Linked DNA regions of Homo sapiens: region 2 is linked to region 1. Evidence: read pairs that join two places in POLR2A ChIA-PET (ENCODE). Cell type or tissue: K562. All regions are shown on one strand. Each heading gives the region's core, and the rest is flanking DNA. Links, peaks and the distances in the headings are about the cores only. Region 1 holds the start of FAM110D (family with sequence similarity 110 member D). Region 2 overlaps MAN1C1 (mannosidase alpha class 1C member 1).

Region 1 (2,898 bases), core at 283-2,782:
AGGAGAGGGAGGTGGTCCCCAGGCCCTATCAGCTACTGCCAGCTACTCTGCCCCTGCCAAGGGGATCGCAGAATGCCAAACTGTAAACATCACCTTGTTTAACCTTTGCATTTCCATTTCATGAAGAGGAAACTGGCTTGGAGAGGAGGGGGGCTTGCTCAGGTCCTATTGAGAGTTAGGAGCCAGGACTGGAACCCAGGTTTCTTTTTTTTTTTTCTTTAGACGGAGTCTTGCTTTGTCACCCAGGTTTCTTGCCTTGCAGTTCAGATTGGATCTCTCACTTGCCTATCAGAACTTCCCACTGAGGCCAGGCGCGATGGCTCATGCCTGTAATCCCAGCACTTTGGGAGGCCGAGGTGGGTGAATTACCTTAGGTGAGGAGTTCCAGACCAGCCTGGCCAACATGGCAAAACCCCATCTCTACTGAAAATACAAAAATTAGCCAGGCGGGGTGGCGCACACCTGTAATCCCAGCTACTTGGGAAGCTGAGGCAGGAGAATCGCTTGAAGCTGGGAGGCGGAGGTTGCAGTGAGCCGAGATCGCGCACCACTGCACTCCAGCCTGGGCAACAGAGCGAGACTCCGTCTCAAAAAAAAAAAAAGAAAAAAAAAAAGAACTCACTGATATTTTGCGTGTATTCCCGCTGCTATAAAACCAAGCAATTTCCGTTAGAAATGGGCCCCTTGCCTCACTAAAAAGTTCCTTCCACTAATTCTTCCTAATAACCTGCGCTCCCACTCCCAGAAATTTGCCCCCAGGGTCCTTGTCCCTTTTTTATCCTAAGACCTCATGACCCTTTTCCACCTCCCTTCTGCTGGGGCAAGGAGCGAGGAGGGGTTGTAAATCAAGAGCTGACAGTTCTCTTGGCAGTAACAGAATGGGCCACCCACATGGCCCTGCACACCCGACCCCACCCCTATCTTCCCCTACTCCCCCTGAGTCCTGGAGGCTGAGGGACCTTGGATCTGGGGACAACAAAGGAACAGAATTAGCCAGGGAAGTGGGGAAGGAGTCTGTGAGAGGCCTTGGGGCAGAGACCCTGCCAGGTCCAGCCCACCCCTGCACCCAGCATCTAGTGTGTAGTCAGTCTGCTCATAGGTAGTTGAGGCCTGGGAACCAAGGAGAGTCTGGCAGTGTCCCCCTCCCTGTCTCCCAGGGAGTCTCCTTGGCAGTGGGTCAGATTCCAAGGTCCCAGGAAGGCACTGCTTGTCTGACCCCATGGGTGCCCTCTGTCCTCTCCTCTTCTCCCCAGCCCTGAGCAGGGAGACTATAAAAAGTTCCTAATCACAAGGACCAAAATAGTCTGTCATCCACAGCCTCTTCCCTGCCTTCTGGGCTAGCCTGGAGGCCGGACCTCAGACATCCCGCCCTAGAAGCCTGGCAGGCAGCCTCGGGCCCTCCATTCCTTTGCCTGCCTTCTCCCAGTCCTGAAACTTGTGGTCTCAACTCTGCCCAAGGCTTCTGCTCTGGGCATGGGCCATCTTTTAGGCTCACTAGTTTGGCACCAGTCTCCCTGCCCTCAGGCCCCTGGGTTCCTTCTTACCCCAGCCCTGGGCTCAGGGTACACTCACCTCTGCATGGGAGGCCTAATTGCAGGGGTCCTTGGGCAGGTCCAGACTGAGGGCAGGAGTGGACAGCAAGGACTAGAAGTAACTTTGGTGGCAGCCAAACCTCACTCTCCACAGGAAAAGCAGAGAAAGCCTCCACCCCCCGCCCCCCAAATTAACCCTCGCCTTCCTGAGGCAGATCCTGGCCTCCATTAACTCTTTCCTGATCACAGTCCTGCGCTGTGGAGACCTGTGAACCAAGTCCAGCTCCTTTTATTTTACAGATGGTCAAACAGTCCCAGCCCGGTTAGGTGATTGGCTGTGGAAGCACTGTGAGCTTGGGCAGAGCCAGGACTCCAAACAAGGCCTCCTGATCCCCAGGCTTCCTCCAAAGGCCTGGGGTGGGGGCTCCGTATGTGGGATCAGCCCCCTCCCTGGGCTGTGGCAGATGCTCTGACAGTCTGAATGGGAAGGCAGAACAGGGTTCTAGTCAACTTGCTTTTTTCCCTCTGTAGCAGGCTGAGACCTGTCTTGGTCTGGGTGCTGGGTGGTGTCAAGCCTGCTTTCCCTGGGGGCGAGACCAGGAATCTGCAGCCTAAGGGTGGGGGCATTGGTGCTATAGATGTGCAGGTGAGCCTGTGGCGGCAAGTCTTGTCATGAAGGTGACCCTGGAGCCCACTGGAGCTGCCTCTGCCAAGGTCCTTTCATGGCAGATGGGATTGCCTGGGAAGACAGTGATGAGGGGCTGATTCCAGGGCCAAGCCCAGGTCCTTTGGCCCGCTTCCTTCTCTGCCCACACTTGGAGCCTCTTAGAGCTTCTTCCATCAGAGTTTCTTCTCTGACACCTTATGTCTCAAGGTGAAACCCTACCTCATAGGAGACACCTCCCCTCTCCCCAGCAGGCAAACTAAACTCTCCAGCCCAGACTAAGACCAGTGCTCAGGCCAAAGGTTCCTTTCCCCCCTTGGCTGGCCACCTTCCCCAAGTCCCTCCTCCTCCTTTCTAGCCCTCTTTCATGTTTGCAAAGCACATTCCCGTCTGTGCTCTCTGATCTCCTTTGACCGCCCCCAAACAAGGACCCTAGACAGGCGTCCAGCAGGAATGACCCCCCACTTAATGAGTAAGGAAACAGGAGCTGAGGGGGGAGAGAGATGCCCAAAGCCCAGCTCCAAATCCACATTTGGAACTGCATCCTCTGCCTGTCAAGTCAGTAGTGGGTCTGAAAACCCAAGGCCCATCTCCCGGTAAAAGGTTTTTATTACCTAAAGGGGGGATTTTGTTGGTGATAGTTCCATATTTTGTTGCTACAGCACTTTTCAAAATGCCATTAGCTGCTTTGTCATAATCCCC
Region 2 (2,898 bases), core at 144-2,643, 380 kb after region 1:
AAACTATATGTGTAATTGTGACAAAACTAAACTGTAGAGAAAAGACAAAATCAAGCAAAAACAAAAACCAAGAAACCAAAAGGAAGCAAATCAAATACAAGGGGCGGATATGCAAACCTCCGGTCCTTTGGCCCTGGAATGGCAAGTGAGTGGGCTTCATAGAAATTCTCTGTAGAAAGGAATGTGTGGGCCAGTGTGGCCATGGCCCTGGCCTGACATCGCTGAGTCTCCAAGTCTTGTCTCCTCACAGAGGAAAAGAAGTTGCTTGTCCGACACATCTGCTGGGGGTCTGCCCGAGATGGGGCCTTCGTTCCCAATCCCTTTGAGAACAGTCTCAAATCCTGAAAAGGCAAGGCATCCCTGCGGCGGCCCCAGGGCGGCGGCAGGAGATGGGGTCAGTGTCTGCCCCAGGCTCTGCCGGAGCTGTCTGAGTGGTTCACCGGGAGTGGGTGGGCCTCGGTGTTGAACACCCAGTCTTCCAGGGAGAGCAAGTCATCTTCAGAGAACAGAAGATAGAGATACCTGTGCCCCACGCAGGGCAGGGAAGCAAGACACAGTCTGTCAGTGGCCTGGGGAAGAAGGGTGGGCCTGGGAACAAGTCTCAGGGCCTTTGTGATAGGCCTATGGTCAAGGTCTGGAGCCTTGCAACCCCAAAACTGTGGGCAGCAGGGTGGGGGTGCTAGTCCTGGGGAAGGAGGCTGTGGCTGCAGAGAAAAGCCTTGAGCTTTGGGGTCAGAAGGACTTAGTTTACCCTGGCTCTGCCATCAGCCAGCTTCACCTGCCCGGCCCTGTATGTGAGCCCTTATGGTCCAGATTCTCTGCAGGGGTGCCTGAGGGCTGCTGCAGTCCAGTTGACTCTCACGTGCCCCGCTGCTGCCCACTAAGACTCTATATTCAGAGTACACATTGGGGCACTGAGAAGAACATGGGGTTGTGACTCTAGAACTCCAGCTTCCAGGTTGTGGGTTTTTTCCTCACTGGAAGGAACTGATCATTCTGACCCACCCTAAAGGGTTAAAGCACAAGGGGCTTGCTTTGGGGAACAGTGAGGAAGTGGGATGGCCAACTTCCATGGCATGAAATCGAGGAGGGCACAGCAGCCACACTGCAGAGGCCACAGGAGGGAAAGTCAATGCCAGCAACCAGCACTGACATCATCATCGTTAACCCTATCCCATTTTACACACGAGGACGCGGTTCCCAGAACGGAAGCAACCTGGGGAGATAAGCGAGAAACTGAAGGAACCTGCGGTATCACACGGTGCGTCCCTAGGGAACTTGGATTCTAGCCCAGTCTCACTCTCCGAGAAAGCGGCCTGGCCCAAGGCTCACACCTGGGGTGCAGCCCTCTGGATCCCAAGCCCTTCACCCCTTTTGGGCTCCCGTCCTGTGACCACAGAACCTGACTGTGGAGGGGAGGGACTGCGGACCCCTACCCTCAACCTCCCACCTGTCCATCCCTAGGAAGAGCCCACACTGCTCACTTTAGTGTCTCCGCTAGAAAGAAGCTCTGCTGCTTGTTGTCGTGGTTGGGGGTGCTACTGTACACGTCTTGGATCCCAGAGAAACCGGCTTCTGTCCGACAGTATTTCTCCAAGGCCTGAGGAAGGGGAAGAGGAGGAGGAAAACAGCCTTAACACGGGACAGGAAAGGCCCCTCAAGACTTGTGCATGCCTGGCAGGCTGGAGCTAGAAGAAAGCAGACAGCACCCCCACCCCTTGGCTGGGGACTCCTGGCATTTGTGGGAACAGAAGGTCAAATTATTCTTTCGGGGTTTAGCCACCTGTCCCCAGGCTGGAGGGGCCACACTCCTTCCACCCACACCTCTGAGAGCTCTGGCCCGATGGGCTGCCTGTCCTGAGCTCTTCACCTGGTTTGAACTTAGAGGAAGCTTCTCTTTGTGTTTCAGGGGACTAGGCTGGTCTTACAGATTCACCCACAGTGGTAGGCAGAGGTGAAGAGAAGCCACGGGTGATGGCCATGGGCTGGGATTTGGGGACGGACTTGGTACTCCAGGGATTCTCAGGAGAGATGGCCCCTGGGCTGGAGGCAAGTGAGCCAAGCCATTCATCTTTCTATATAAATGCATTTTTTTTTCTTGAGACAAGGTCTCATTTTGTCGCCCAGGCTGGAGGGCAGTGGGGCGATCAGAGCTCACTCTGCAGCTTCAACCTCTGCAGTTCGAGCAATCCTCTTGCCTCAGCCCCTCAAGCAGCTGGGACTATAGGCGTGCGTCACCATGCCTGGATAATTTTTGTATTTTTCTGTATAGATGGGGTTTTGCCGTGTTGCCTATAGGCTGATAAATACAATTTCTACCCACGGAGGGGGTCTATGGACTGGGCATAGGAGCACAAGACGCTTGGCCTTTGAAGGCCAAGAACAATGGTCCTGGGGAAGCAGGTGGACTTAACAGGGCCAGTAAACCTGAGCATGCCCTGGACCCCGTCTGAGTGCAATGCTCGGAATGGGCACGGGGGTGGTGGGGGAGATAGGGGCAGAGAAGGCTCAGCATCCACCAGGGAACCTGCTGGAATCCCCACACCTGCCTTTGACACCTCCCCCAAGACAGCCATTAAATTTCCACCTAGGTGTGGGGCCGGAGGCTGAGGGCAGGGTAGGCCTCAAGGGCCAGTAGAGACTAGGGTGGGGGGGTCCCTCAGGCTGGGCTGCCTGTGGGAAGAGGAGGGAGGTGGAGGTGAGCTGCCCAGCTTCGAGATCAGGAAAGCGTCTGTTGGGACAGCGGTGGCCGCGTGGTGCCTGCGTGGTGCTCTAGGCAGCTGCCTAGCCTCTGACCCTCTAAGTTTGCTGAGGCCTGGTCCCAGGCCCCAAGGATATGGGCACTCAGAACCCTCTTCACAAGTCTGGCCTGTCCTGTCTCAGGACAACTTTGCCCAG

What was found. ChIA-PET counts read pairs that join two places held together with the same protein. Peaks named below come from ENCODE experiments on the same cell type or tissue, not always from the same donor. Only the 100,000 strongest peaks of a DNase experiment are listed, where the experiment ranks them.
Region 2: POLR2A ChIA-PET joins it to region 1 with 6 read pairs; 1 of 35 experiments calls an interaction of 5 or more read pairs at or near these places.

The regions. Positions count from the first base shown.
Region 1 is chr1:26,157,801-26,160,698 of GRCh38, reverse strand. FAM110D (family with sequence similarity 110 member D) reads right to left here and starts at 1,620. Exons shown (of 2, transcript NM_024869.3): 1 at 1,573-1,620. In K562, for the core only: no CTCF peak of the experiment used is centred there; no DNase peak of the experiment used is centred there.
Region 2 is chr1:25,781,287-25,784,184 of GRCh38, reverse strand. It overlaps MAN1C1 (mannosidase alpha class 1C member 1), which reads right to left. Exons shown (of 12, transcript NM_020379.4): 11 at 1,485-1,600; 12 at 1-522. The coding sequence ends at 396. Among named protein-coding and RNA genes, the nearest start is that of SELENON, 17 kb to the left of the region's middle. RefSeq lists an enhancer at 1-463. In K562, for the core only: no CTCF peak of the experiment used is centred there; a DNase peak (open chromatin) is centred at 1,224.